Regions from separate parts of the Homo sapiens genome. Here region 2 is linked to region 1. A link is an interaction called in ENCODE POLR2A ChIA-PET data of the cell type or tissue named here. Cell type or tissue: MCF 10A. All regions are shown on one strand. Links, peaks and the distances in the headings refer to the core of each region. The heading gives the core; the rest is flanking DNA. Region 1 overlaps PPARG (peroxisome proliferator activated receptor gamma). Region 2 has its middle 65 kb from the start of PPARG.

Region 1 (16,070 bases), core at 3,928-11,927:
CAACAATCTATTTTATAAACCTTGCTTCTTAGAAGTTACCATCATATTTTACTAGTGTGTTTCTCTTTTCCAAACTTCCTCATTTTATTTTCTTTGGCATTTTTCTTTCTCTATATCTTCAGCTCAGTAAATGTTCAATCAGTAATCTAAAACCTTAAATCAAGATAGCTAATCACCTAATACTACGTGCAAGGTGTTTTTCAGGCCTTACAAGAAACACATAGTATTGTGGTTCTTGAGAAGCTTACCAAGGTGAGAGATGTTTAGTAGCAGAAGGAAGTACAGAGACCAGACTCGTGATAGAGATAGTAAGTACTTTAGAAATGTGGAAAAGAAAGATACTAACATGTCCTGAAATAATCAGGGATAGCTTTCTGGTAGACATGGTGTCCAAATTATGTGGAGCCATTGGGATGATCAAGATTTGGATGGTCATTCATATTGAAATCCCAAGAAAAAGGTACATGTCCCTGTCATCAACGTGCCCCTTATATTACATGATATTGCTTAAGAAATAATACTAAGTGTATATAATAGCAAAGGTGATGAGATTTTGTATATGGCATATACCTGAAAATTGAGTTGGTTTCTCCTGAGTTAACTGTTTACATATCTTGGGTAATTGTGGCTAGAAATGTGACTGTATCAATGGCAAACAGAACTCTTTGTAAATGGCAAAGACTTCTGTGTAAATCTGGCCAACCCATTATCAAACTCACTTTGGCTCTTATTAGCATCATATTTTAATCCACTAAGCAAACTTGCTCAATCTATCTAATAGGTCTATAATTTTATTTACAAAACTAAAGGCAGGGCTTTAGGTAAAGTATAGATAATAGTAAGATAATGTCCAGTGAACTTAAATCAGGCATACTTTATTGCTAATGCAAGCAAAATAATAAGAATAATGAGAATATTTTACTTTTTCCTAAAGATCTGACTTAAAAGACCCAAGGGGAGACATTATGTCTGTATTAACTTCCATTTTAAAGATGAGAAGAAGACAGAACTGACGTGTTTGGCACCTATTACATATCAGGCAATTAATACTTTAAGTGCTTCATATATTAGATATTAGCTAATTAAATAAGCTACTCTTTTTTAAACATTGCTAGCAAATAAGTGTTTTGGATGTTCAAATAAATAATGGAAGTATCAAAAGGTGGGTAGATTTGCAGAAGAAGCCAGGGATTTGGGTAACTCACAAACAAATGATGTTTAAATTAATATTCAAATGATATTCAATGAATGCTACTCAAACTAATGGAGGGACACGGTGCAAATTAACTAACAGATAATTCAAAACATATTTGTGCCTGGTTTGTAGCATATCCAGTACTTGGTTTGTTTATATTAGCATTGGTTTTAGAATAATATTTAACATACACTAAAATTTTGTATTTATTTGCTAAATATATTCCAGTCTCTGACCTTAGGAGATCAGCTTGGTATTAATAAGTCAACAAGACCTGATTATACTTATTATGTGTTTGGCATTTGTGGAATATAGAATAAAACATGGATCTTTTCTTCAGTGACTATATGATTTGGCTTAGGGAATACATAAAACAGGAAATAATACCAGACAGTTTGAACTCAGGGCTAAATTGTGTGATAGAAGCCGTAAGTGTTAGAGGATTCTATTCTTTCATTTAGCAAGTATTAATGAGCAATACTATTCAGGTATTTGGAATACATCAGTGGGTGAACAAACTAGACAAAGATCTCTGCCTTCATGCGGTTAACATTCCAGGGAGGTGAAGCAGACAGTAAGCAATACATAGAATCCACCAATAAATTACATGGCATGTTAGAAGACGATAAATGCTTTTTAAATAGGAAATTGTAGAGTAGAGGAGGAAGGGCAATGGGGAGGATATGTAATTCCCCTGTCCTAGGATAGGGAAGGCCAAGGTCACCCTCACTCTAAGGTAAGATTTGAGCCAAGATTATAGGGAATTGACAGAGGTGGCCCAGAGAATGCCAGAGGAAGAGGGTCCTGGACAGGAACAAGAGCTGGGGCAGGTGCACGAAGGCAGGAGAGCATCTGGAATGTGGAAGGAACAGCAAGGAGGCCGGCGTGCTTGGAGCAGAGTGGGTGGAAGAGAGAGAGAAGACCAGAGGGGTCAGCTGGGGTAGGGCAGGAGGTAGGGGCCAGACTTGGACTTTTGTTACAAGTGAAATGGGGAACCACTGCAGGGCTATGGGTGGAGTGACGGATCTGACTCACATTTGAGCATCATCTCTGTGGGTGACCGGTTGAGACTAGGCTGTTGTGAGGTTAGGATGGAAGCTGAAAACCCCATCAAGAGACTAGCAGCCAGGCACAGACGGTGTCCTGGACTGGGCTGAAGGCAGTGGAAGCGGCAGAAGAGAGATATTCTGAACACATTTTCAGTTTAGAGGAGAGAGGGAGCAATGAACAGCAATGAATTCAGAGAATGCTTCACGGAGTAGAGGTTACTTGAAGCTGACCTTGAAGGACAGGGACGATTTGAAAAGATGGAAGAATTAGGAAAGGCATTTCAAGACATACTAGGCTTGGAGCAAGGGTGGGTCGGCCTTACTCTTGGGACAAAGAGATTAGTGTGAACAGAGCAAGACAGGCCAATGCCTGGAATGTGGTGAGAAATAAGGTAAAATATATAAAATATGCCTGGATTATAAAGAGCTTTGAAAGCCAGGGAAAAAGTGTCTAGATTTCACAGCATTCACTATGGTGCCTTGAAAATCGGCACTCAATAAATATTATTAGACTGATAATAAAGATAGGCATTTTAGGACTATTGGCAGTTTGCACTGGATGGCAAAGTTTCTCATTTAGAAGGTCAGCTAAAAGGCCATATAAAAACCTGGCATGAGGTGATGAGGAATAATTCCCTTGTAGGCAATTGACAGTTGACTGTTTTAAATCTGCTTTACAGTGTTAACCACAAGTGCCATTCACCACTTGTGGGAACCTCGATCTTGTGTTGGCAATCCCTTGCTCAAATAAAAATTACACGGTTTAAAACACTGTGTACTCAAATAGCCACGTGATCTTGATTCTGAGGTTATAAGAGTTGGATGGCAGTTGCTATCAGTTACATGTGCAATTTCTTCGTCTTTAAATTAGTTACAGGTGCAAAACTGCTTTTACCAAAACAAAAAACAAAAAACAAAAAAAAGACAATCTGGTAAAACTTTACAGAAACTTAATTCCATTCAAACGAGTCTAATTCATTATCACCTATATTTTCACAAATATTCAGCACTAGTAGATGGATATGAAGCATTTACTGGACAACCTCTAGTGCCTATTTTAAGCGTCCAAAGGGAGCTAACAGGACAGAAGCTCTGTATCACTTTTGTTGATCTAAGATAATGAAGAAATTTACTTTGCTCAGATTTCCTCTGTCTCAAGGAATATGTACCTAACGAAAGAGCTATGAAGATTTTAGAAATTTTCCCAGGATTATCCTAACAGAGTTATAAGTGAGAATGCTGACAAAAATAGTAATATATGACAACCTCTGTGAGAGGTATACAATTGTTTTTCATTTAATAACCAATTTTTATACTGCAATTGGCAGATTAAATGGATAGCTGCTGTCAGGGAGCTTTCAAGACAAGTTGTATTCCTTAGAGATAGTAGGGGAAAATAAAATTAAAAATGAAACCCTGTATTTTCTTGTAAACAGCTAATGTAAATGATACTTCTTTGGGGTGTTTCCTATAATTCATAATTTTGGAGGAAAGTATGAGACAAATGACAGTTTTCAGAAAAACAGTGATTTTCAGAGTTTAGAAATCTACAAAATCTGCCAAGTACTGGTGATGAAAAAAGAGGTTAATCAGAGTTAAGTCAGAAAAAAATGATAAAGCTAGAGCCATACTCAGAAAAAAATTAATATGGACAAGAGTAATATTCAAGAAAAAGGTCTTGAATTCTAATTACACGTGAAATTATGGAATTCAGGGGCAGGCTGCGATGGCTCACGCCTGTAATCCCAGCACTTTGGGAGGTCGAGGCGGGAGAATTCCTTGAGCCCAGGAGTTCAAGACCAGCTTGGACAACATGGTGAAATCCTGTCTCTATAAAAATTACAAAAATTTGCTGGGTGTGGTAAGGTACGCCTGTAGTCCCAGCTACTAGTGAGGCTGAGGTGGGAGGATCACCGAAGCCCAGGGAGGTTGAGGCTGTGGTGAAATATGATATCAGGCCTCTGCACTCTAGCCTGGGTGACAGAGTGAGGCTCTGTCTCAAAAAAAAAAGAAGATCTGTGTCAATAACTCAAATCTTTTCTGGACTTCTACTTCAGTGTACGAAAAACATTATAATCCAAGTTTCTCAATGCCTCTGAGAAGAAAACATGTAATTGTCACTTTTATTTAGGCCCAAAGAATAACTTCAATTTCTTCACAGGAAAATATTAATGAAAGTGGGAAATAATTTCATCATTTAAAAAAATTAGACACAAAGATGCTTTCTCTAAGTTTGATCATCTTCTCAAAACACTCACAGGAGATCATGCGGATGCCCCGCTTCATTCATATAACTGCCACTTACTCTTGTGCAATAAAGAGTTCTGCGGTTTTTGTTTTTCCATATCCATAAAGTGTTTAAAATGTAGGTTTCTTTTCTTTTTTTTTTTTTTTTTTGAGATGGAGTCTCGCTCTGTCGCCCAGGCTGGAGTGCAGTGGCGCAATCTCAGCCTCACTGCAACCTCTGCCTCCTGGGTTCACGCCATTCTCCTACCTCAGCCTCCTGAGTAGCTGGGACTACAGGCGCCCACCACCACGCCTGGCTAATTTTTTGTATTTTTAGTAGAGACAGGGTTTCATCGTGTTAGCCAGGATGGTCTTGACCTCTTGACCTCCTGACCTCGTGATCTGCCCGCCTCGGCCTCCCAAAGTTGTGGGATTACAGATGTGAGCCACTGTACCCAGCCTTTTCTTTTTTTAAACGGAGCCTTCTATTCTAGCCACAAGTGATTAACGCTACAAGGCTAAAGCAATAAATTCCATATAGGGCTTTAGATCTACTTGCACAAGTATTGTGTCATTTAATCCTCCCATTAATCCTGTGTATTCTGTTAATATATGTGGAAACAGAAGGCCAGAGAAGAAAAATGGCGTGCTTAAATTCACACAGCAAATATGTGGCCAACAAAGGACTGGTCCTTATATTCCCTGGTACTACATGGGTCCCTTTAAACTTCTGGAAAGGTGAAAACTTTGGTCAGTTATCTAAATGTTTCTGAATATACAGTTGCCTGGAGATATGTAACCACAGATTAAGTATCCCTCAATAAAAATGGCATGCAATCAATCACTCACTCCTATCTCAGGAGAGACTCGTTTTGAAGGATTGTCTATTGCAGCATTTATCATGTCTCTAAGGCATATTTCCATTGCTCAATCAGCTCCAAAGGACAAGTGTGTCATCATCTTTCAAGGCTCTGGTGCAACGACTTAAAATTGTAGAATTCACACAGGACTAAGTCTGGCACTAAAAGCAGGAGGCATATTCAGCTTGAGCTTGTGGAAGCTTCCCTTCAATCTTGCCAATTTTTACTAGTGGAAATGGTTTCAGAGCCAGCATGAGGTTACTTGGGGTTGCTTGAGGAGCTCTTGATAAAAAGAGAAAGGGGAATAATATAAAGGGGTCACAGCAATGATGGAGCCTTGGAAAAAGTATGGAAGTCCTCTTTGGGCATAGTGGCTAAGTGTAGTCGAGATTTTTAATCTCATGAATATGACCAATCTACCTGGATATCTGAGTCATTCACACTAAATGTGCCACTTTTTCTTAAATAGCAGTACCCAACCATTTGCAACACCCCCAATTTCACTTTGCCTATGATGAGGAAGAAGGAGCACCTAAGAGGACTACTGTACCCATGCCAAATACCTCAACTCCACAGTGTTCAACTCTGCTGGCCTCGGCTAATGATGATCATATAGCTAATTTATTTTTAAGTCTGTCTGTTTTGGAAGAGGTGGAGTAATTATTTAAAGGTCATTTACAAAATGCAATAGGAGTAACAATCATAGGTCTTGGGCCTTTAGGAGCTCACATTTTTAACAGAGAAACAGTGCTTATGAAGAAGTAGTAGCCAGAGACCCTATAAGACAAGGGTTAAATTATTGGTACAAAATATAATGTTTTAATTGCTAATAATTTCATTCTGCACTATGTTAATTAGGAAGAAAAGTACTGGATCATTCTTTTAGAGGAAATTGAGACTCAAAAAAATTAAACTCAGAGTAAATTCAAAGCATAAAATTAGAGATTAGCACAGAATGAAAACTAACTTGAATCACATAACCATCCCTTACCACAAACAGTACTTGCCTCTCAGTTAACCTATTTGTTGATATTTGTTGCACTGCATTCTAGACATGTTCTTTCAAAATAGACAAAACTATCAAATTTTGACTCAAGAACTATTTCACAGTATAGCCAGGACATTCTGCCCTGAGGCAGGCTAAATTAATAACTGAAGAAAGATAGCAACAATTTTTATGGCTTGCAGAAAAACAGAATAACAACAATTTATGGAATAAAACAAAACTCCTAGTTAAGAGGCTTAGATGATAGAAATACATGTTGAATCAAATTACTGTAATAAAATAAAACAGTACTTCAGGAAACATTTTCTTACTCATTTTTAAAAAGCTTTATATTTTAAAAACGGTGACTAATATGTTCAAACTTCAGGCTTCCAGGAAAATTAAAAGGTTAAAATGTAAAGCCATCCATTTCAGCAATTAAGTGACTTAATTTTAATGCTTTAGCACTTATATTATAAAACATGAATCACACTAGCTAACAATCTATTTTTACACAGAATCTGAGAAGAGAAAAATAAAATGAATAGAAATATAGACATCAATACGAGACAATACAAAACAGAAAAGGCTGTGCTAAGAAACTCCAGTAGAAGGAGCTATAGAAATGGAGAACTTATATTTTGCAATGGCCAAGAAAGAAATATTGAAAAGGAGGTATCTGATTCTGACACATCTGAAGAGAAGTTAATAGGTAGTCACTTGCAATAGGCATTTACTGTTTTAGGGACCTCATTTTCTTTATGCATAAAATGTGATGCTTGGAACAGATATTTTTCAAGGTTCCGACAATCTATTCTGCAATGCATTAGGCACTATGCTAGGAAGTATCCTAAGAAATCTAATAAAGAGCACCACTTGGTCCTACACTCTGGGAATTTACAATTCTTTGGGAGAGCTGAAGTGCACACACAATACCTAGATTTCAAAATAGAACAGAAAAGAGCTGAGAGTACTTCAAGAGGAATAAAAGTGCTGCAAGAGGGATAAAAACAGTTATGAGAGATCTCTAACATATGAGATGAAAAGAGGAAAAAGTGACCCTTCAAGTCTAAAAAGCCCTTATGTATTCTTGGGAAATCTATGCAAACTCAGGAAATAAAAATGAACAGGATTGTTTTTGGATATAACTATACCTTTAATGCTTAAAATTCAGGAAATGGGAGCCATGCACAGAGATAAAATAGATTAGGTTAGGTTTCCTTTTTTAAGGTTCTGAACATGTTTTTAAATGAACGCGATAGCAACGAGCTAAGCATTAAAATACTGGAGTGTACACATGATAGTATTAAAACAAACACAACCTGGAAGACAAACTACAAGAGCAATTTTACCCTTACATAAATGCCCCCACGTCCCCAATAGCCGTATCTGGAAGGAACTTTACCTTGTGATATGTTTGCAGACAGTGTATCAGTGAAGGAATCGCTTTCTGGGTCAATAGGAGAATCTCCCAGAGTTTCACCCATAACAGCATGGAATAGGGGTTTGCTGTAATTCACACTGATATTTTGTCTCTATCTAGCAAAAGATCAATCCGTTAAAAGAAAAAGACTTGAAGTAACAGAATTTGTGAATACACCCATGAGTCAAGACATCAGTTTCCAAATATTTGGGAGAGATGGGAATAAACACAGAAAGGACTGGGCTTGAATTGGCTGGCACTGTCCTATTAGGAGCCAGCTGTGACAAAAAGTTGTGTCATAATGTTCACTGCTTTGGCAAGACTTGGTACATTACAGGGAAAATATTGCCACACTGTCTCGCCGGTGACCCACATGTTCAGTGTCTTGTGAGGGGCGTGAACTGTACTGTATTTAGAATTATCAGAGCAGAGACTGTTCAATATCCACTTGCATTTTTTATTGTTGTAAAATTCACAATTGCTTCTTAAATGGAAAACTTAAATCTCTTGCTTATGAAATACCAGAAAGCTTATTTGGGCAAAGTTTTCTTTCGGTGTCTATTCCTGGTTGAATCTCTAATCACATTATTTGAAGAAAAATTTGGAATTCAAATATGTATCCATAGTTTAAACGTTGGTATCAGCATGCTACTGAAATGTTATATTCCTAAGGTACTTACTCTACTGATTTGTGAAGCCCAAAATGATACTGACTGCTATCTAAATTCTGTAAAATTAAATAGCTGAGAGAATGAAGAAGGGTTTGATATGGTTTCAATTTTATACATCGGGTTTGCTTTCTTAAAAACTTCAGCTTATCCATCAATAGCAACTGCAGCAATGTTACACCAGCTGATGTTTGAACATCAATTGATGTTTAAACGATAAGTGCTATGTCATAATGAAAAAATGGAGTTCTCTATGAGAAGAATAACACACCACCAGAAAAAAATAGACTTACGCTGTTAGGTTGGCGAGGAATTGTGGTCAGTTTTGTAATCAGGAAAAAGCTGGCTTCTTGCTCAAGGCCTTTGCCCTTTTTGGCAAGGAGAAATACTAGCTGTGCCAAATTACCGATGTGGGAGCAGGTCTTGTCACATGAGTGGCCTATTAGAATTGCAGTGACTTTGCGGACTTTCAAAGACGCCCCCACACAGGGCAGTATATTAGAAGGCAATAATTCTCTGAATTATACTTATCGTGATATTCTGAGTAAAATAAATATATATCTGGTTAATCTCCATTGAGTAACTATTCATTCTTCAAGGGGACTAGTAAAAGTGTCCCTGTCAATCATGGTGCAAGAGCCTGATGGGGAAATGCTGGCTGGGTCTGAACATCACGGAATAAAGTGGGGGAGTTGAGCAACTGTGCCATTAAGCCCCAAAACATCTTTATTAAGGCAATCCAAGTTAAAGCAAAACTTGGGTTTGCTAATTTGTCCAAATGACTACAGTGATTACAGTTGTGTAAAATTAGTTTTCTCTATATTCAGTTGAATTCTCAATAAAGGAGCTTCTCCTTTCCTCCCCATGCTTGGAAATTTACTTATACTACAAAGTAATCCAGACACGATGGCACAATACTTAAGGATATGACTGAATTGAACTCAAGTCCTATACCAGTCTCTGTTACTCTTTGGCAACACACAGATGCAGTCCTTCCACCTGTCCTCATGTCCTCAAAGGGTCTCACTTCTGGACTCTTCATCTACTGTTACTTCTATTCTCTTTTTTCTCAGACACTATTCAACTTCTGAGTCTAGTGGGTAGTGAGGCCTTCTAAGCCTCTAATAGTTCCCATACTGTGCTTTAGCTTCTGAAACATAAGATTACATATTTTAACAATTTATTATTCCATAGCATCAGAATCTGATAACACCTACTCCTATAGCACCCACCACATTCTGACATTCCGTCTTCCCCCAGACTATGTTTTACTTGAAAGCGAAAACCTGTCTTACTCATTACATTTCATGCATTTGTTTGTTCAACAAATATTCATTGCCAATATAATATGTGGCAAGCCTAAAGCTAGGTGCTAGGTAGACAATGATGAACAAGACGGATGTGTCAAAAAACAGTCAATTAGCAAAAACTACAATTTTAATAAACACAGGGCCTGCCACATAGCAGCTCAGTAAATGTTGCTTACACTTTTGGCAGCATACACAAACCAAGCAACACGCAAAGCATCCCTACATTACTAACAAAACAGTTATACAATGTGGATTATTTAATCATATTTTATGTTAATGATAGTTGCACTGCAGTGCTGGGTCACTTAAGAAATAACTTGCTTACATGGACATTCAAATGAATGAAAATAAAGATAGATGAGCCAATCTCATTTGTATCTTATTATGTATCTGTTTTGTCTTTAGATACTGAAAAGACTTATTTCCACATTTATTCATCCCATCATTCATCAAATACCTACTAAGCACCAGGTACTGACCTAGGCTTAGGTGGTAAATAATAAGCCAAGGTTTCTATACTTAATGAGTTCACATGTAACTATATCAAAATTATCCAAATATACTTAAAAGAGTGATCTTTTCATTGGCTTAAACTTGAAGGTCAATTGGCATGCAATGATATGAGAAACAATATATTTGTTTAAGTACAGTCATTACTACCAGTAAACAGTATATGATCATCAGAGAATTTATAAGACATGCACGTGACTATCCCTATCTTCAAAGCCTTAAGATTCCCCCAGTGTCCTGCCCTTTATAATACTGATTGGAAGGATATTACAATAAGATACATAAAACAGCATGCTGGTGATTTACATGATAAGATCTTAGAACTTTAGATCTTGCTTAGGGTGCTTTGTACACCAATGGGTTGTCAGCACTTTGCACGTCAATGCAGCAGTCTATTGCTATTCATCCTATGGATGGTCCCCTTGCAGGATAGTCCTTGGTAATGTTACAGAGTGAGGAGGAGTGGTAAAAGACCACTTTCCTTATGCACTATGTACTCCTTCTGTTGAGGGATGTAAGGTTCTGTGCAATGTAGAGGTTGAGAAGAGGGCCATCTCTCCTAGGACTTTGGAGACAGAAGGGTATGGATGTGACTTTGAGTACACCACCACATCCTCAGCAGGAGAAAGAATGGGGATAATGAGGAATGATTCTATAATGAGGAGGATGAAAACTTAACTCTACCCCAGTTCATGATATTTGAAAAAATTGACCGCTTGGTATTAGAGAAAGCTACTCTTCAACATTTAGTCTTCAATATTACTTCACAGAACCTGTCTTTGGCTACAAGAATCTGAATATTACTCAGCCATAAAAACTCTTCACACTTTGGTACTTTTAGGAGAAGGCAATTCAACCAATAAAAGCTGTGAATGATTCAATAACAAAAAGTAAGAAAAGGTCTAAAAATCTATAGTTAATAAAATCATGGTATTGAACCTATATAAAGTTATTTTTAGCATTACTTGGTGTTGGGATGACTTACATAAAATATTCCCATAATATAGAATATTAAATACTTTGGAGCCTGCATTATTCTTGAAAGCTAATGAAAACTTCACTCTTTTTTTGCTATAAATTTGGAATTTATTCTCTAGAATGAATATGAATTTTTAAAATTGCTTAAATAGCTTTTTCTTTTGTGTGAAATAAGCTATGTTAGTATTGGTATAAAATTGTATGTACAGTATTTTTTTCTTTTGCTATAACCTCATTTAAAAATCTGCTTCATTTAATGCTGTAAGTGCTACTAACATTTATGCTAGCTTCTAAAAGGTTAAGCATTTAGATCTCATTGCATCCCTAGAACCTAGCAGAGTCCCTGGTTGGCATTAAAACACACATATTGTTTTTGTTGATGATGAGAGTAATGAAAGAACAGCACATCCATATCACATGTATCATTCAAGAAGGAGTTTAGAGACCTAACGAACTGATAATAGCATCCATTTTCTTCTTGTTTCAATAAGATGTAAATTTCTGGATGATGCTCCCACGGAAGCCAGATAATTGCTAACAACCAGAATGACCAGCCAAGCTCACTTCTCCCCCTACCCAAAAGAATGGCTGCCTTTTCCTAGTGCAATTCAGATTGGCTTGGAACTTTATTTTCAAGTGGTGGTTGCATCAGTTCAGGGTTTCTTCATAGTCCCAGGGGAGAGACAACATGAGAGAAATGCTGGGCCAATGGGACACTCCTTTGAGAAGAACAAATAATCCTGTATCCTGGATGTAAATTTCACCACAACCATCACAACAAGCCGGATAGTCCCATAAAAGCAGACAAAGGAAGGTCAATGTTCAATGTATCTGTGCCCCTTTTGGAAAATTTTTTAAATTAAAAAAATTTTTGACCGGGGTCTTGCTATGTTGCCCAGGCTAGTCTCCAACTCCTGGGCTCAAGTGACCCCCCTGCCTCAGCCTCCAGAGCAGCTAGGATTTCAGTTGCTCGCCACCACACTCAGCTGTGTCTTTTTTTTTTTGAGACAGGGTCTCACTCTGTCCCTCAGGCTGGAGTGCAGTGGCACAATCTAGGCTCATTGCAACCTACCTCCACCTCCCAGATTCAAGAAATTCTCCTGCCTCAGTCTCTCGTGTATCATTTTTTTGAAAGGCAAATCCATTCTTCTTTAACCAAAAACTGTAATTTTGTTCAGATTTTCAAAAGTAATATATTTTATGGACATAATTATATTAAACAATTATATTATTTTGATTTAAAGGAAAATAATGCTGCTAGGTGCAATGGCTCACACCTGCAATCCCAGCACTTTGGGTGGCTAAGGCAAGAGGATCCCTTGAGCCCAGGAGTTGGAGACCAGCCTGGGCAACAGAGTGAGACCCTGCCTCTATAAAAAAATAAAATAATTGGCCAGGCATGGTGGCATGTACCTGTAGTGTCAGCTACTTGAGAGGCTGAGGCAGGAGGGATGCTTGAGCCCAGGAGACCGAGGCTGCAGTGAGCTGTAATCGCATCACTGCACTCTAGCCTGGGTGACAGAGTGAGACCCTGTCTTAAAAAAAAAGAAGCCAATAACTCCAGTAAATGTATCTTTGGTATCAAAAAAAAAAAGGTCTTCTTAACTCAGAAGCAGTAGAAAAGAACACTGACATTGGAGCCAGAAAGCCTAGGTTTTACGTTTTTGTCTTGGCTCAGCCACAAACCTACTGTGTCAACTCTTTGGGTCCACATTTCTCATCTCTAGAATCAGAAAAAGCCCTTTCCACAAAACAGAATAATCCTTAAGGTCTTTTTGAGTTTTAATGTTGAGATACTGAATAATATGACTGTAATTCATTTATTTAAAATTTAATGGAAATTCTCCATATTGCATACTTATTCATGTTCTGATCCTGAGTTACTATTTCCTTTTCATACTTGACTCATACCTAGGTGACAGTATAAAAGGCACTTTCATCTGAAAAAATAGTGTCTGATGATAAATTAAAAGTCTCAAAAGGAAAAAACCAACTGAAAACTTCCTTTTCTGCCCAGCTTCAAAAGTTAACTTCCCTCTAATACCTGAAAAAGAGACTAACCTGTTTAACCACTTTCTAGGGATCAACTAAACACTTTTGAAATTACTGTAACTTTGAACCAAAGACGTCCCACCTAAACTATGTTAACTTGTCGTTGCATGTAATATCTGAAATTCTCTAGTAAGCTGTTTTCTAGCATAGTAAAATACCATGAACTATATTATCAACTGACACATTTTCATGTTGTGGGAAACCTAAACCTCTAAAACATGTATCTTTTTCAGTTTTCAGATTTTATCAATGAATTTTTCAAGATCAGTTATATGGAGATTTATTGGGTAGCACATCCTGTCACTGGTGAAGCACAGTGGGAATTCACAAAGGTTCTACAGCAAGCGTAGAGCCGCGGAGCTGCACTCAGTTTCAGCTGGTGTCACTTACCAGTTCTGTGACTGTACTAAAGGAAATTTACGTACTGTTGAAATCACGGGCTCACGAAACTTAATAGGAGGGAGATTAGCATATTCCAACTCTTAATTTTTGATATAAGGAAAATGGGTTCCAGAGGAATGAAATGATTTGCCCAAAGCATGACCTAGATAAATTAGCAGCAGAGTTTGAGCTAGAAACCAGGTTTCTTGATTCCCAGTCCAAAGCTCCAAACGATGCTCTATCTCATTAAAATGATGCAGTAAGACGTTCAAATCAGTTCTTCAGGTCAATGATCCTTAATGCCAACAGTCATGGTGGAAGTCATCAGCATGAAAGCATTTTTCTATGATGAATCACTTAATGTGGAGGAATTACCTATGAAAATGTCATCATTCACCACAGGGTTTAGATATGGTGCTCTCTACAAAGTAAGTACTCAATTATGACTCGGTAATTAAAATTTGATAATATTTGAACATCAGTTCACGGAGTCATTTTGCTGACGAATGTTCTCTTGCCTCATTCACAGATTCTTCATGAGTCATCCCAGCATTCTGGGGTTCTTCTGGTATGATGTTTTTGTTTCTATTGACAAAGTTCCTTGCTCTTAAGAAAATGATAACATTACTATTTGAAAATTTCTACTTTGAGGTAACAATACTCTAAAAAAAAACACCTTGGATCTGTATAGTGTTTTTATTTCGTTTGAAACTCACAACAATGCTGGGAGGTTATTCAAAGCAAAAGAAGAAAATAATAACAACTATTGAATAGGGTTTCAATGTGGAACCAGATAATAGTTTTTGGCAGTAAAGCTTTGAGTAATTTGTCTTTATTCAAAATGAACAAAGAGTCAAACAGACCTGGGTTTGCATTCAAGCCTTGTCACATCTCTGTTTTCTTATCTTTTCGGAGTTGTGAGAATTAGAGATGATTTAAATAAATCAGCGTCTGGAACAGAGTAGGCTTTCAAAATTATATTATGAATTCTTATAATCAAATATTTAAATCTTACATGACACTTTAATAAAGCAATAAGAGCAGTCATCAAGCAACACTCTTATCGCTCTTATGTTAACAGGAGCTACATAAATACGCTTCAGGAAGAGACGGTATATAGAGTATGGAATCTTCAAAAGCAAGTACAAATTTTTAAAGTTCACTTAGCGGAAGTAGACATATTTTCTTCACACCAACAAATAGATATTTGACTGAAAATAAAATGTAACTGTGAAATCAGTACATAATAAACTTAATTTTGATGGCAATTAAACCACAGGCAACACAGAGTATATTTTATGTTTATTTTCCGGTAAGATTCATCAGTCCATTAATAGTAGATGGTTCAGTCTAAAAGTTTGTCTCTAACAATCTTTATTAGACACATTATAAATTCTTTCCCAATCTAGAACTTTACATTTGAACTTATAGAATATATCTTAAAGCAGCATTAGTAAAAGTAAGAAGACTTGAAAATATAAACTAGCTTTAAGTAAGATTCAGATTCCACATTTATTGAGTGCCTACGCTGTCAGGGGCTGTGCTAAGTCTTTTAAAATAAAAATTTGTCTAGACTTTATAAAAATTCTGTGAGATTGGCTGGGCGTGGTGGCTCACACCTGTAATCCCAGGACTTTGGGAAGCCGAGGTGGGTGGATCACCTGAGGTCAGGAGTTTGAGACCAGCCTGGCCAACATGGCGAAACCCTGTCTCTACCAAAAATACAAAAATGAGCTGGGTGTGATGGCACATGCTTGTATTCCCAGGTACTCAGGAGGCTGAGGCACGATAAGTACTTGAACTTGGGAGGCAGAGGTTGTAGTGAGCCGAGTTTGCCCCACTGCACTCCAGCCTGGGTGATAGAGCAAGATTCTGTCTCAAAAAAAAAAAAAAAAATTCGGTGAGATTGAATGGTAGCCCCATTTCACAAAAAGGAAACAAGCTCAGAAAGAATGAGGGTGATGTTATGATTAGATAATGGGCTGCTAAATACCGAGCAATACAGTTAAGTATCACATAACTAGGGATAGAATAATATAAATAAGACTGAGCATCAATTCTCAAGCCATTTTCCTACTTTTAGTAAAGAGGATAAGACAAGCACAATGCACTCTAATATACGAGTAGGTGGTTTGAGAGAAGTGCAAACAATCATGACCATTACTAGAGTAATTTCTGTTGAGCTATGTATTCTGCCTCTACTGCAGTACTCGCCACTGACTTGAGGCCCTCAACCCTGCGAAGTCATTTATTATCACCATTTTACAGATAAAGAAATTGAGTTTTGAGATCACATAGCTAATAAGAGGCAGAGAAGGGATTTAAACCAGATGCAATGGAGTGCGAAAGATATTCAGAGATGAACAGAGCCCTTCTGACTGTGCATGGAGATGGAAGGAATCCAAAAAGCCTTCAGGAAAGAGAGGAAATCTG
Region 2 (16,070 bases), core at 3,954-11,953, 130 kb after region 1:
GACTCCTATGGTATTTCTTTGGGCTTCCTTCCCCATCAGAACAAGCCAGTTGTTCATAAGCTAACACTCTTGCATGCGTGGTGAGATACAGAGCATTCTGTCCCACCCATTAAGGCACGCCATGAAGAATTAGAAACAAAACTATCAAATTAGTTAAAAAACAGAACAGGTTGAGTCTGTGTGCAAGCAGTCTTAAAGAATCAAGACACTCTGGAAAGATGAAGGATTGATTGATGAGCAACATACTCAAAGTCTATCAAAGACAGATTTTAGCAAAAGGACGCCGGGACTAGGGAGAATCCAATAGAGCTTGAAAATGAAAGACTTGACCAATTAAAGAAATGTGCTCCTAAAGTCCCCAGAAGAGGCCCAGCCTGTGAGTATAGTATAAAATAAGAGTTTGATGGATGAACATACCAGGGCTGAAAGATGATTCACACAGATCGAAGAGCCTCCTTGCATGTGGTTTGGTAGTTGCCATTACACATGTCTATCTCAGCTGCACACAGTCCCCCTGGAGCCAGAGGAGCTCATGTTAAAAGTGTTGCTATGGGCTGAATTGCATTACCCACCCCCCAAAATGCCTATGTCGAAGTCCTACCCCCTAGTACTTCGGAATGTGGCTGTATTTGGAGATAGGGCCTTTAGAGGAGTGATTAAATTAAAATGAGGTCATTCCGGCAGGGCCTAATCTGATATTACTGGTGTCCTTCTATGAACAGGAAATTTGGACACAGACAGCTACAGAGGGAAGACCACGTGAGGACACAGGGAGAAGGTGGCCGTCTACAAGCCAAGGAGAGAGACTGCAGGAGAAACCAACCCTGCCAACACCCTGATCTCGAACTTCCAGCCTCGAGAACTGTGAGACAATCAATTGTTGTTGTTTTAGCCACCCAGCCTGTGGTACTTTCTTATAGAAGCCCTCACAAACTAATACAATTGCAACATACACCTTTATTTATTTAGCAAACACTTATATAGAGCTTACTATGTGTCAGACACACTTCTAAGCACTTTACAAATATAATTTAATCCTCGTAGCAACTCTGCGAGGTAGGGACTACTATTGTTCCCCTTTTAAGGATGAGGAAACCACAGCACAAAGAGGTTCAGTAATTTGTCGCTGTCTCCTACTTAGCATTAATAAGTGAAGGAGCTGGGATTGGAACCTGGGTGGTCTGACTCGAGTCCACTGAATCCCACCCTACACATTCTCTGTTGCGTTGTCTCCTGGGATTTAACTAGGGGCTCCAAGGTACAGGCTAAAACTTGTCTCCATGGTTATAAGTGTGTGTGAGTTTTTAAAAACCTAACACCACAGGGTCCCTTACTGCCAGGTGGATTGAAATCACATTTCATAATGTTTTTCTAGATGTTTAAGCCTCATATCAAGGGAAACAATCCAGGATTCCTGCAAAATATCTGCCGGTCCTTCATGAGAGGCCTCTGCAGGCCTGGATGAACAATTCTCATTTCTTACCTAGCAACATTCCACAGAGGTACGACAGGGTGATATTGTCTCCTGTTAACAACACAGATAACTTCTTCTAGTTATGCAGACCTTGAGGAATGGCACTAGAGGCAGCGTTCTGCAGCCACACAACACGGCATGGAGTCCAAGGACTTTTCTTTCTGCATCCTTGTCTGCAAACAGACTGCCAACCAACCCATGTGCAGATGCTTGATTTCAAAGTGTGAAAAAAAAAATCTTTCTGCAAAATCAACCAGAGAAGCCAAACTTAATTAATAAACATTCTAGAACATGAGTAACTGGCGCTGGGTTCAGAGGGGTAGGACTCACTGCAGGGAAAGAGGGAACCCTTTATCCTTGGCCAGGAAATGCAAGGGCTTTGAAGCTTGGTGTTGTCTTAAGTGGTATTTTCCACGAGGAGCACCAGAGCTGGGCCGCAGTTCAGTGGGGAGAGTTCATTCCTTTCTAATTATTAAATGGAAGGAAAGTACACATGTCCAACCTGCTGAACATGCCACTTCAACCTTGCCCGCACCGGGCCGCAAACCTTCCCACACCCTGCCCTTTAGAGTTTCAGGTTTAAGGCTTTGTTTGCAGTTGTTCTCTGCTCAGAGTCATATGTATGGGAGCCAGAAACACACCTCTTTCCTTTTTCCCGTTGCAGCTGACTCACTTGTAGCTTTTTATGGAGGTGACGGAGAGAGACCAGGGAGGGCATGAGAGGCCAAGATGGCGCCAGCGCAAGTTTGGACTTTAGTGAATCAACATTCTTAGTGATTGAGAGACAGAGCTGAGGGAGGGGCTTCTTGTGGCGCATACACTCAGCAGCCTTTCCACTTTCCTCAAGAGCTGATGCTGGACCCCACATTACCCAGGGACCATCTTGATAGAAGGTCAGCAGCAGAACCTGCTGCAATCGTGACCAACGAAATAAAGCCCAAAGTACACTCAACAAAAGCGGGGCAGTGACAGGCCACCTTCCCTACGCCATTTCCCCTCATGTCCAGTCAAAAGCTCAGCTTCCTTAAAACGATCTATGTGGTTTTCTATCTTGTTCTAATAGGAAGCCTTGCACTTTTTTTCTCCCCTGCATTATCTCGGGTATTTCTAAGCAGGCCGCAGTCCCAAGATTTCCACTGCAGAGAAACACTAAGCAAGCTTGTTGGCAGTGTCCTTTTGTTCTGGGAGCCAGCTCTGCCCCAGGTGTTCTAATGTTGACATGTGCTGCAGGGAGCCGACTTAGAACATCTGAGAACAAAAGGAGAAAAACATTATGAAACGTGATTTCTACCTGGATATGCCAGATAGGAAGGAAACATCTCTGTAAGAAAGCAGGTCTCAGCCTGAATCCCAGTGCCCTAGGGAAGAATGCCAGGAGGTTAGTGGCGGTGATGGTGGTGGTGGGGGCTAGTGCAGAATGAGGCTCAAGAATTTTTAAATGAGGCCACCTGGCTCCAGACAGGCAGCAGGACACTAAAATACCTGCAGTACCTTAGGTATCAGCACCCACCAAACCCCTGGGAAGGATGTGGGTCATTTTGGCACAGTCCATTCACCTCTGGCAAATACAAGAAGCCACGTCAGATTCACCCACACCAGACACAGGAGAACACTTCTTAAGAAGCCAGTTCAGAACATTCCAGGAGAAGCCAGGGAAAGATTTTTATAACTCAGATCTTTGTAGATCTGTGATATCTTTGGAGATGTTGCTGCAGAATGGAGTTGTGATCAAGGCTGGGTTTGGCTTTTTCTCTGGGTAGTTTAACCCAAAGGGAAGGCTTTGGAGAAGTCTGGTTCTTCTTGCTCTCTTCACCCCGTCCCCAACCCCCTCCATTAAACTGAAGTTCTTTATCACTCCCTTTAGGAGATATGAAAACACAGCAGGTAGCTTTATGCTCCTTCAGGTCCTCCCAACTCGAATAGCAACATTGCTAGTTTATCATTTCCAGCTAAGTCAGGCAATACCTGCTATGCAGGATTTCCAGGCAAAATAATTTACTGCAAGAAACTGTCAATTGCTTGTCTGCCTTGGTGACTCCAAAGAGATTGACAAAGACCAGAGATATGAAAGGGAAATATTTGTGAAATAGAATCCCCCAGCTTGGCACCACTCTTATCTTTTTTGAGTAATTCTAAGACGCTTATTCACGTCGAAAGCTCACCCTGATGGCCCTCCCTGATGAATATTTGTATAATTGGATATTCATTTGTTACTTATTTAATTAACCAATTTGTTTAGATGGAACCCAAGTTTATGGGAAGTGAACCAATTTGCATGTACTTTTTGGTCAGAAAAAGAGGTTCATCCTACCACAAAGCGAGGCTAAAATTCACACAGAGATGTATGTTATGTGAGGCATTTTATAAAAGGAACGTGCACATGTCCTAACAATTATTTTAGTACATTGGGTTCACCTGCAGCAGATCAAATGGTCTCATCAAGCTTAAAAAAAAAAAAACTATTGATGAAAGTGCCTAAACATTTTCTCACCCAAGCTAAATTGCGTTGGTCAAATTTTGCTGATGGATTGCATAACCGAATTAGGAACTGGGAATGCCAGAAACCCACTTGAGGTTGACAGAGCAATGAAGTTAAAATAACTGTGGTCACCAAAGTACTGAGTCAAGAAAATTCTCTTGGTTCATGGAGTGATTTGGAGAGAAAGTAAAAGGAATTCAGTGGTTATGTGGCAGAGTACCAAGCTTTCTGAATCAAGAGACCTAGCTTCAAGTTCCAGCTTTTGTCACTATTACCCAGCTCTGTGACTCTGGGGAATTCACTTCTCCTCTCCGGGCTTCATCTGTGGTATCAGGGACTTAGATCAGGTGATCTCTAAGATCCCTTCGACGACAGATAGTCTGTGAAATGAGTTACATTAGTTTAGAGTGTGCTTGTTTTGATCAGTGATACTTTTTTTGCTCATAAGTGATTTAACTAAATTAACATTTGCACTACATTGGAACACTAAAGTTTTTTCCAATGCTTTTTCTAATCCCTGAATGTAACTTGGTTAACCAGGCTACTTCAGTATTTTAGGACTAGAAACTTCCAGGTGGAACTAATGCAGTAGAGAGATTATCAGAGCGAACTGTCAAAATACTAGGATGGAGACCTTACGTCAAAGCAAAGAATGAAGGTATACAACACTTGTCTAAATTTTTGCAGCAAGAATATCAGAGCAACGGAATCTGAAGAAGGCCAAGACAGGAAAATGTGTGTTCATAAACATTTTTTTCTTTTGGAGCATAAACTTTGGTATAAAAGAAGAAAGAAAACAGAAGACAGTCAAAATAAACATTTCTAACATTTAAAAAATAAAATTATAAGAAAAATTCCGGACACTTCATAGGCTAGAAGCAAAGACATAAAACCTCTTCAATAAAGGCCATGCAGTACAGCCTGCATGGAGAAACCCCACCTCTGCAAAAAATGCAAAAATAAATTAGCTGGGTGTGGTGGTGTGCACCTGTAGTCCTAGCTACTTGGGAGGCTGAGGTGGGAGGATCGCTTCAGCCAGGGGATCAAGTCTGCGGTGAGCTGAGATGGTGCCACTGCACTCCAGCCTGGGCAACAGAGTGAGACCTGTCTCAAAATAATAATAATGATAATAATGCAGTAAATGTTAGTCTATAGTCTATAATCTATAATCTATGTTTGGAAACCTGATTTTCATGATCTCAACTAGTAAACTATAAAATCTTCACTCGAAGGAATTCTCTAGAAAATACGGAAATCAAGAAGTGGAAGTAGAAGAAGATCAAGGCAGAGGTCCTCACTCAGTGTCTTCAATAGGTTCTTGGAAATTGCAACTTTAAGCAAAACAACGTATAATAAAACCAATTTTTAAAATTTTATTTATTTTTTATTGAGGTAAAAATATATATGTTTACTATCTTTACCATTTTTGAGTGCACAGTTCAGTGGTAATAAATACATTTATTTTCTTTTTTCCCTTCCATTCCGCCTTGCTTCCTCCTACCCTTCCTGGCCTCTGGTAACCACTATTCTACTCTCTACCTTCATGAGAGCTACTTTTTAGCTTTCATATATGAGTGAGAACATTCAGTGTTTGTCTTTCTGTGCTTGACTAATTTCATTTAACATAACGGCCTCCAGTTCCATCCATATTGCTGCAAATGACAGCATTTAATTCTTTTTTTATGGCTGAATAATATTCTATTGTGTATATATATTACATTTTCTTTATTCATCCATCCATTGATGGGCACTTAGGTTGATTCCATATTTTGGCTATTGTGAATAGCACTGAAATAGACATGGGAGTGCAAGTATCTCTTCAATATATTTATTTCCTTTCTTTCGAATATATACCTAGTAGTGTAGTTGCTGGATCATATGGAAGTTTTATTTTTAGTTTTTTGAGGAACCTTCAAACTTCTCCATAATGGTTATGCTAACTTACATTCCCACTAGCAGTGTATGAAGGTTCCCCTTCCTCCACATCCTCACTACCGTCTATCATTGCCTGTCTTTTTAATACAAGCTATTTGAACTGGGGTGAGATGACATTTCATTGTAGTTTTGATTTGCATTTCTCTGATGGTTAGTGATGTTGAGCAGTTTTTCATGTACCTGTTGGCCATTTGTATGTCTTCTTTTGAGAAATGTCTGTTCAGATCTTTTGCCCACTTTCTTAATCAGATTATTTGATTTGTTGCTATTGAGCAGTTTGAGCTCCTTGTATATTCTGGTTATTAATCCCTTGTCAGATGGATAGTTTGCAAATATTTTCTCCCATTCTGCGAGTTGTCTTTTCACTTTGTTGATTGTTTCCTTTGCTGTGCAGAAGCTTTTTAGCTTGATGTAATCCTCTTTGTCTATTTTTGCTTTGATTTATCTGTGCTTTTGAGGTCTTATATAAAAAATTTTCCCCAGACCTGGAGCATTTTCCCATGTTTTCTTCTGGTACTTTCATTTTTCAGGTCTTAGAGTTAAGTGTTTAAGCCATTTTGATTTGATATTTGTGTATGGTAAGGAATAGAGGTCTTGTTTCATTCTTCTGTTTATAGCTATCCAGTTTTCCCAGCACCATTTATTAAAAAGACTGTCCTTTCCGTAGTGTATGTTCTTGGGATCTTTATTGAAGATGGGGTGGCTGTAATTGTGTGGAATTATATCTGAGTTCTCTGTTCTGTTCCATTGGTCTATGTGTCTGTTTTTATGCCAAAATCATGCTGTTTTGGTCACTATAGCTTTGTAGTAAATTTTGAAGTCAGGTAGTGTGACATCTCCAGCTTTGTTCTTTTTGCTTAGGATTGCTTTGGCTATTTGGGATCTCTTGTGATTCCATATAAATTTTAGGATTTTTTTTTTCATTTTTGTGAAGAATGTCATTGGTATTTTGATAGGGATTTCATTGAAGAAACCAATTTTACCATAGACCAATGTAAACAAGAGTTAAGTTCCTATGGCATATTTCTGGTCTCAAAACCCACCAAACTTCTAAATAAAGACCAAAACACTTCTAACAGTAAACATTGAAATAAATGTGAGCTACACATACATTTAAAAAGATAAATAAAAACAAATAAGAAGAGTTACCCAATTATAACAATTCAGGGTTTCAGGTGGCCAAAGTCCAGCCAGGCAGCTCAGAAGGCAGGAGCCAGCCCCAGCCAGGACGCACTCACACACACCCACACCAACCACACTCACATCCCATGGCAGGGCGCACTCACACACACCCACGCTTACTCACACTGGGATACGCCAAAGAACCTAATGTGCATAATCTCTGGAATGTGGGAGGAAAGCGGAGTGCCCTGAGAGAACCCCTGCAGATATGGGAAGAACGAGCGAACTCCACACAGGCAGTGGCCCCGGCCAGGGATAGGTTTTTTTCTCATCAAACTTAGAATGAACTGACTATGTGATTCAGGGACCTGCTGTACCACCATAAAGCAAAATGTTCACATCATGGGAGTGTGAAGGACTGGCTGGCTAACGTCAGCCTGGGAACTCCTTACTCACTGTGCTGCCGTGCTTAGGGTGGGTTCCCTGAGGAACAGACTCTGAGATGGAGATCTGCTTGCAGGAGGCTCGCTGGGACTGCTCTCAGTGAATAAAGGAGTGGAAAGGAGTGAGGGAAGCAATACGGTTGCAACAGAGGCCTCCACTGGTCCCACAGAAAGTTCTGGAGCTGGGGTGGCCTTTCAAAGTTGTCTCCGGTCAAGGCAGGGAGGCTGGGCCTTTGAATACCCACACTGACTGATCACTGGATATGAGCTGCACCCAGGGAGGGCACATAACCTTGGGGGAAGCTCTCTGTGGCTGACGGAGACTCCCACAGAGAAACTAAGCTGTGAGCTTTGAGCAGTCAATATGTGCTGCTTGGGCAAAGAAGGCCTTAGTCCTGAAGGGGGAATTTGGGGCCCTGCACCACAGCATCTGCTATTTCATTTGGTAGTATGGGAATTAATTCCTCAGTGTATTCAAAACTATATAATATAGTAATGAAACCCAAGCAGCCCCATCTATTTGGAACACATCTTCCAAAAAAGACAGTAAAACATGTCTTTGAGCAGATGAAATATATGTCACCAAGTCTATGCACCACAGTCAATGAACTTTATTCATATGGGAGTCTCTGCACAAGAAACCAGGCAATAATAATTCCTATGCCCATATCCAGTTAAAAATAACAAATTAAAAGTGGTTCCAGGTATGGTGGCTCACACCTGTGATCCCAGCACTCTGGGAGGCTGAAGCGGGAGGACAGCTTGAACCCAGGAGTTCAAGACCAGCCTGGGCAACATCATGAGGCCCCATCTCTACACAAAATAGAAAGAATTAGTTGGGTGTGGTGGTGCACACCTGTAGTCCCAGCTACTAGGGAAGCTGAGGAGGGAGGATCGCTTGAGCCCAGGAGATCAAGGCCACAGTGAGCTATGATTGCACCACTGCACTCCAGCCTGGGCGACAGAGTGAGACTCCATATCTAAAAATAAATAAATAAATGAATGAATAATAATGATTATGTCTTCAAGAAAATGGTATTCTATACATTTTGTTTATAAGGGAAAAACAAATTTCAGATGATTTCCTTCCAGAACAGTTAATTTTTTAAAAGCTTGACTGCTTATTCACAGCCATCCAGAAAACTGGGCTATCCAAACTGCACGCCATTCTCTGAAAGTTCTGTAGAGTCAAGTGTTGACAGTATGCATAGACCCGGAAGTTAAAGGTTAATGGGCCTTCAACAAAGGGTTTATTAGGTAGATGTTCACATTGCAGATTTGTGGCAGTGCCTTTATATCCTATTTCTATCCTTCCTTAATCAGGTCCCCTACGCACATGCTTGATAAGCAAGAGAAGAGGAGCAGGTTTTTCAGGTGAATTAAGCAACTCAATTGCAAGGAGTTCAGAGCATGCTCTTAGCCCACCAGCCATCTTGCCCTTGCTAACCTGGTTTAGAAAAACTTTCTGCTTGCAGGTATGATAGAATCCTGCTCATTCATTCAGTCAAAAGTGAGTATTTGGGGAAAAATGGAGATGAAGAAGGTGCAATGAAAGCAACTCTCTGACCAGCTTTCAGAAACCATGACTGCTGCAGGAGCGAGCAGTTCTTGTCTTTGGACTGACTCAACCAAATATGAGGAGAAAGTATTCCTGAAATTTTACTTAACTGGAGAGTCAACGGGAGTAAATTTTTTTGTGAAACACTGAATCATTCTAATGCACGCAGCCAGAAGTTTATGCAATTCCTCTTTTATCACCGGAAGATCTTTAGTAACTGTGGGCACTCCTCTTATTTCAATAACTTCAGAGAAGGCTTGTTGACAACTTAGATTAAGCCAGTGGATACATGCTACCTTTTCCCATTCATAAAGTCAAAGAACTAGGATGTGCTGAAAACCTGTAAGTCATTAAAGGACTGGAATTTTTCTTTCTTACCTTAAACTCTTTTTAACAACTCCTATAAGATCCTTATGCCATGAAAACAATTAGGAATCCTCTAATCTTAAAAGCATACAAATCTGCCTCTCTCCTCCCCTCACCAAACATTTTTTTGTCTCAGTCAAGCCTCCTGGCTCATGTGGCACTTTTGACATGCACATAGACTGCTGTATTTTCATAGTGTGGAAGGTGAAACCCACTGTATACCTGGACAACCTCTCTGCTAATGAAATCCACCTGTTTTCCAGTTTTGCTTATATTGTATTTTCAGTGCAGCACCAGGAAGGCTGTGAGCACTTGAATAAACATTAAATCGTGAAAATAATTGTGTCTCCTTTACTTACCTTTTTGCATTTAGTTGCTTAATATCTTGTGTAGTGCACACCAGGCAAAACGCAAATTAATATAAACCGTAGATTTTTATACCTAAGAGATTTGACTTCATGTAATGATTAATTTCTCACTCATATAAATTATTTAATATGTTACAAGCCTTGAAGAGTAGACTGTCAGAAAATATACATAAAAATATGGGAGACCCACTTCGATTCACCATGTCCCCCATGATTAACAAAATCCATACCCCAAACACAAATTGAGTGAGATTGGCCATCATCTCCATAGCAGAACTTACACTTTTATATCATATAAAGAGAACCTTATTTTCTCCATGGAAAGATAGACAAAAATTAGCGTGCCTGACCTTAAAAACATGGTTGGATGACTTATTTCCAACATCAGTGGAGCAAGCTGGAGATTACTATTTGTACCTCAGGGAAATAAGGTGTATTTGATGCTCCTACCCTTATGTTGCAGAGAATCACAGAAGATAGCTAATGTCATTAAAGGTGGCATTCCAGTGGGGTTAATGAGTAACTAAAGGCCCATTGTAAAGGGATAGCATCTGGAATATGCATGGCCTAGGAGGAAGAACGGACCTTAAATTAAACTGGCAACATGACAAAGTAATCTTGTTTAAGGTGAGAAGTTAAAGCTTCTTTAAGCTATAGGAGATCTGATTACATCACTGGTAATTTATTTTACTATATTACATTCATATTCATTCATTCATCCTTACATTACCTAGAGTGGGAACACATAAGCCATCATTGTTCCATGAAACCAGAGAGCAGATTCTAGCTCTTCTGCTTCCAGGCATGATGGAATAACCGGTACCAGAGTTTTTCTCCCCGCTGGAGACAACCAGAAAGCTGGACAAAATGTATGAAACAACAGTTTTCAGATATTAGACAAAGGAGAGCACAGGACCATGATCCTTAAGAGAAGAGAGACAAGTCCCAGCTACTTGGGAGGCTGAGACAGGAGAATGGCGTGAACCCGGGAGGCGGAGCTTGCAGTGAGCCGAGATCGCGCCATTGCACTCCAGCCTGGGCGACAGAGCGAGACTTCGCCTCAAAAAAAAAAAAAAAAAAAAAAAGAGAGAAGAGAGACAAACAAGGTTGCCCTCTGCTCACCCCAGCTTTCTGCTGAAGGCACTATCTGGACTACAGTCCAGGGAGGGGGAACTCAGGCAGTATATGGGGGTCTGGTGATTGAGGAGGCCGAGATTAAAGTTCTGGGAGGCTGAGGAGACAAAGTGTTTGGGATGGAGTAATGGTGAGAAAGGAGCTGCACAGAGCAAAAGCTCCAGAAATTTGCATGAGTTCTCCTTCAGCCTGTGGCTGAATACTAAGCTGAGCACCCACAGAATGAGACTACACAAGGCAGGGCTAATAACAGGGGCAAACATAACTATCAGGATGCTAGAAGCAATTCCTGGAGCTCACACAATGCTAGGAGGCATTCAAGGACAGACCTCTTTAAACACCTGGCACATTCAGTAGAGGTCCCAGAAAGATCAAGCCTTAGAAGGAGGGCTCAACTAACTATAGTCTTAGGTGATTCTGTATCTACATAGCAAACTTAAAAAGAAGCCTTAAAAGGACCAAACTGATCCCCAAGTATTTTAGCTGCCTGCCAAAAAGCCCACAATACCCTTTGAAAGAAGATAACAACATACACCAACACAAAACATCACAATATCTAGTATACAATATAAAATGGTAAGACTTGTGAAGAAGCAAAAAAGAAAAAAAAAAGTGACCTGTAGCTATTTTAGGCGGCCCTAACATGCCACAGATGGCGGAATTATCAGACAAGAACTTAAAAAGCTACCGCAAATGTATTCAAGGATTTAAGTTAAAATGTGAATACAAATGGAAATTAAATTGAAGATATGTAAAAGCTGAATGGACATTTGAGAGCTGAAAAATACAATATCTGAAATAAAAATTTCACCAGATGAGATTAACAGCATTTTAGACAATGCAAAAATGCAAAATAAGATCAGGGAACTTGAGGCCATAGCTGTAGAAACTATATAGTTTAAACAGAGAAGAAAAAAAACTGGAAAAAAAGAGAAACTTTGTAATTTGTGTGACCATTAAGGGGCCTAAAATGAATATTAAGTGGTCTAATGCCCAAGAAGGAGAAGAGACAGAAAAAAAAATGAAGAAATAAAGGACAATATCCCCCAAAATTTGAAGAAAAAAAAAACTCCACCAACTTATAAACCTATAAATTCAAGAAGCTCAGTGAATCCCAAGCAAGATAAACACAAAGGAAACTATATCAAAGCACATCATAATGGATTGGCTGAAAACAAATTATAGAGAGTCTCTTAGAAGCAGCTAGAGAAAAAAGATACATTATAATACTGAGGAAACACAGATAAGAATGATGTCTGCCCTCTTCAGAAACCATGCAAACCAAATGATTTTTAAATGATGAAAGAAAAAAATATCCAGTGAAAATATCTCTAAAAAATGAAGGTGAAAGAAAAACATTAATAGAAAACACTAGGAGAATTCATCAGCAGCCAACTAGCACTGCAAGAAATGGTACAGGAAGTTATTCAGGCTAAAGGATAAGGAATTCAGATTGAAATTTGGATCTACTAAATTTTTCTTTTTAAAAATAACTTTAAAAGATAATTTAGCCGGGCACGGTGGCTCACGCCTGTAACCCCAGCACTTTGGGAGGCCGAGGCGGGTGGATCACGAGGTCATGAGATCGAGACCATCCTGGCTAACACGGTGTAACCCCATCTCTACTAAAAATACAAAAAATTAGTCGGGCGTGGTGGCGGGCGCCTGTAGTCCCAGCCACTCGGGAGGCTGAGGCAGGAGAATGGCGTGAACCCGGGAGGCGCAGCTTGTAGTGAGCGGAGATCGCGCCACTGCACTCCAGCCTGCGCGACAGAGCGAGACTCCGTCTCAAAAAAAAAAAAAAAAAAAAAGATAATTTATAGGCCGGGCAAAGTGGCTCACGCCTGTAATCCCAGCACCTTTGGGAGGCAGAGGCGGGCGGATCACGAGGTCAGGCACGAGCTCAGGAGACTGAGATCATCCTGGCTAACATGGTGAAACCCCGTCTTAATAACAAAAAAATTAGCCGGGTTTGGTAGCGGGCGCCTGTAGTCCCAGCTACTCGGGAGGCTGAGGCAGGAGAATCGCTTGAACCCAGGAGGCGGAGCTTGCTAGTGAGCCGAGATCGCGCCACTGCACTCCAGCCTGGGACGGAGCAAGACTCCGTCTTCAAAAAAAAAAAAGATAATTTATAGATAATCTTTAAAAGACAGTTTAAAGTTTGAAGCAAAAATAACAATGTATTGAGAGGTTTATAACATGCATACATGCCCAGCTAATTTTGGTATTTTTAGTAGAGGCAGGGTTTTGCCATGTTGGCCAGGCTGGTCTCGACCTCCTGGCCTCAGGTGATCCTGCCTGCCTCGGCCTCCCAAAGTGTTGGGATTACAGTCGTGAGCCACCGTGCCCCGCCAGACATGTATACAATTTAAAAGTATACAACAATAACAAAAACAAGAGGGAGAAATAGGCTTTTTTGCATTTTCATTTTACAATTAAAATGTGGCAAATATATAATAACACAAAATTAGCTAATTTAACCATTTTATGTGTGCAATTCAGTGGCATTAAGTAATCCACAGTGCTGTGCAACCATCAGTCATCTCTATTTCCTAATTTTGTTGTCATTCCAAACAAAAACTCAGCCCATTTAACAGTAACTCCCTATCATCCACATCCAACCCCAGCCATGGTTACTTCTATTCTACTTTCTGTCTCTAAGAATTTGCCCATTCCAATTATTTCATAAAAGTGGGATCACACAATATTTGTTCTTTTGTGTATGGCTTAATTCACATAGTACACTGTTTTCAAGGTTCGCCCATGTTGTAGTGTATGTCAGAACTCCATTTCTTTTTATGGCTGAGTAATATTCCATTGTGTGGAAATACCATTTTGTGTTTATCCATTCATCTGTTGATGCATACTTGGATTGTTTCCACCTTTTGGCTATTGTGAATAGCACTGCTGTGAACAAGTATCTGTTGGAGTCTCTGTTTTTAATTCTTTTGGTTATATCTAGTAGTGGAAATACTGGGTCATATGGCAACACTATGTTTTGTTTTTGAAGAAACTGCCAAACCATTTTCCAAAGCGGCCACACCATTTTACATTTCCACCAGCAGTGTACCTGGGTTCCAATGTCTCCACATCCTCACCAACACTTGTAATTTCTCTCTCTCTGTTTTTTGATGACAGCCATCAGTAAAGTAGGATCTCATTCTGGTTTTGATTTGCATTTCCCTAATGACTAATGAAGATGATAATCTTTTCATGTACTATTTGCCACTTGTATATCTTCTTTGGAGAAATATCTATACTAGTCCCTTGCCCAGTTTTTCATTGGTTGTCTTTTTGTTGTTGAGTTGTAGGGGTTCTTTATATATTCTGGATATTAAATGCTTATCATTTATGTGATTTACAAATATTTTTGCCCAATCTGTGGGTTCTTTAGATTATCTAGATACAAGTGCCTTGTCAGGTACATGTATTATGAATATTTTTTCCAGTCTGTGGCTTGCCTTTTCATTTCTCTTGTGGTGTCCTTCTGAGAGCAGAAGATTATAATTTTGATGAAGTTAAATTTATCTTTATCTTTCTCTTGTGGTTAGTTCTTCTCTCATCTTAGCTAAGAAATGTTTGTTTGGCCAGGCATGGTGGCTCACGCCTGTAATCCCAGCACTTTGGGAGGCCAAGGCGGGCAGATCACGAGGTCAGGGAATCGAGACCATCCTGGCTAACACAGTGAAACCCCGTCTCTACTAAAAATACAAAAAATTAGCTGGGCATTGTGGCATGCGCCTGTAGTCCCAGCTACTTGGGAGGCTGAGGCAGGAGAATCACTTGAACCTGGGAGGCGGAGGTTGCAGTGAGCCGAGATCACGCCACTGCACTCCAGCCTGGGTGACAGAGCAAGATTCCATCTCAAAAAAAAAAAAAAAAAGAAATGTTTAACCCAAGGTTGTAAAATTTTTCTGTTTTCTACTAGAAGCTTCTTTATAGTTTTTTATTTTATGTATGCGACTATCATCCATTTTGAGCTAGTTTTGTGAGGTGAAGATCAAGGCTCATGTCTTCCACATTTTTCCCATATGGACGTCCAGTTGTTCTAGCACCATTAGTTGAAAACACTTTTCTATCCCCATTGAATTACCGTGGAGTTTTTATTGAATATAAATTCACAACATATGTATGTATGTATATGAGTTTATTTCTGGACTCACTTTTAGATTCCATTGATTTATAGGTATGTCCATATGCCAATACCACACAGTCTTGATTATTATAGCTTTATACTAAGTATTGAAGTCAGATAATATAACTTCTCTAATTCATTCTTCTTTTTCAAATCGATTTTGGCTAGTCCAGATCCTTTTTGTTTCTATATAATTCTTAGATTTCACTGACAAGTTTTCTTTTTTAAAAGGCTGTTTTGATTTGTGTTGTGTTGAAGCTATAGATCAATCTGAGAACAACTGAGTCTTTTACTGCATAAACATGGCTTAGCTCTTCATCTCTTTTGGTCTTCTTTAGTTTGTTTTAGCCATGTTTGTAGCTCTTGCACATATTTTGTTAAATTTTTCCCTAGGTAATTTATGTTTTGGAATGTTACTATAAATAAATTTTAACTTTCCAATTGTTCCTTGCTAATATGTAGAGATACAATTGATTTTTGTACAGTAATCCCCTCTTATCCATGAGGATATCTTCCAAGATCCCCAGTGAATGCCTCAAACCATAGATAGTACCAAACCCTATGTATACTATTTTTTCTATACATACATACCTATGATAAATTTGACACACTAAGAAACAAAAATATCTAATAATAAAATGAACAATATGATCATATACTATAATACAAGCTATGTTAATGTGCTCTCTCTCTAAATATCTTATTGTACTGCACTCACCTATTTGTGGACACTAGTTGACTGCAGGTAACTAAAAGTGCAGAAAGCAAAACTGTGAATAAGGGGACTACTGTATATTAACCTTCTAACTTGTGATCCTGCTAATTTCACTTAGCAGAATATGAGTTTTACTTTTTCCACATCCTTACCAACAGTTGTTACTATCTGTCTTTTTTGTTTATAACCACACTAGTGAGTATCAGGTAGTATCTCATTGTGATTTTGATTTGCATTTTCTGATGGCTAATGACTTTAAGCATCTTTTTATGTCCTTACTGACCATTTGTATATTTTATTTGGAGAAATGTCTATTCAGACACTTTGCCTATTTTTAAATT

Evidence for each region. Peaks named below come from ENCODE experiments on the same cell type or tissue, not always from the same donor. Only the 100,000 strongest peaks of a DNase experiment are listed, where the experiment ranks them.
Region 2: POLR2A ChIA-PET joins it to region 1 with 6 read pairs; 2 of 35 experiments call an interaction of 5 or more read pairs at or near these places.

The regions. Positions count from the first base shown.
Region 1 is chr3:12,343,325-12,359,394 of GRCh38, reverse strand. The region is part of intron 2 of PPARG (peroxisome proliferator activated receptor gamma); the gene reads right to left. Among named protein-coding and RNA genes, the nearest start is that of PPARG, 62 kb to the right of the region's middle. RefSeq lists an enhancer at 13,532-14,731. In MCF 10A, for the core only: no CTCF peak of the experiment used is centred there; DNase peaks (open chromatin) are centred at 5,424, 8,034, 8,774 and 9,044.
Region 2 is chr3:12,216,059-12,232,128 of GRCh38, reverse strand. No RefSeq gene overlaps it. Among named protein-coding and RNA genes, the nearest start is that of PPARG, 65 kb to the left of the region's middle. RefSeq lists an enhancer at 7,366-8,094. In MCF 10A, for the core only: no CTCF peak of the experiment used is centred there; DNase peaks (open chromatin) are centred at 7,188 and 9,178.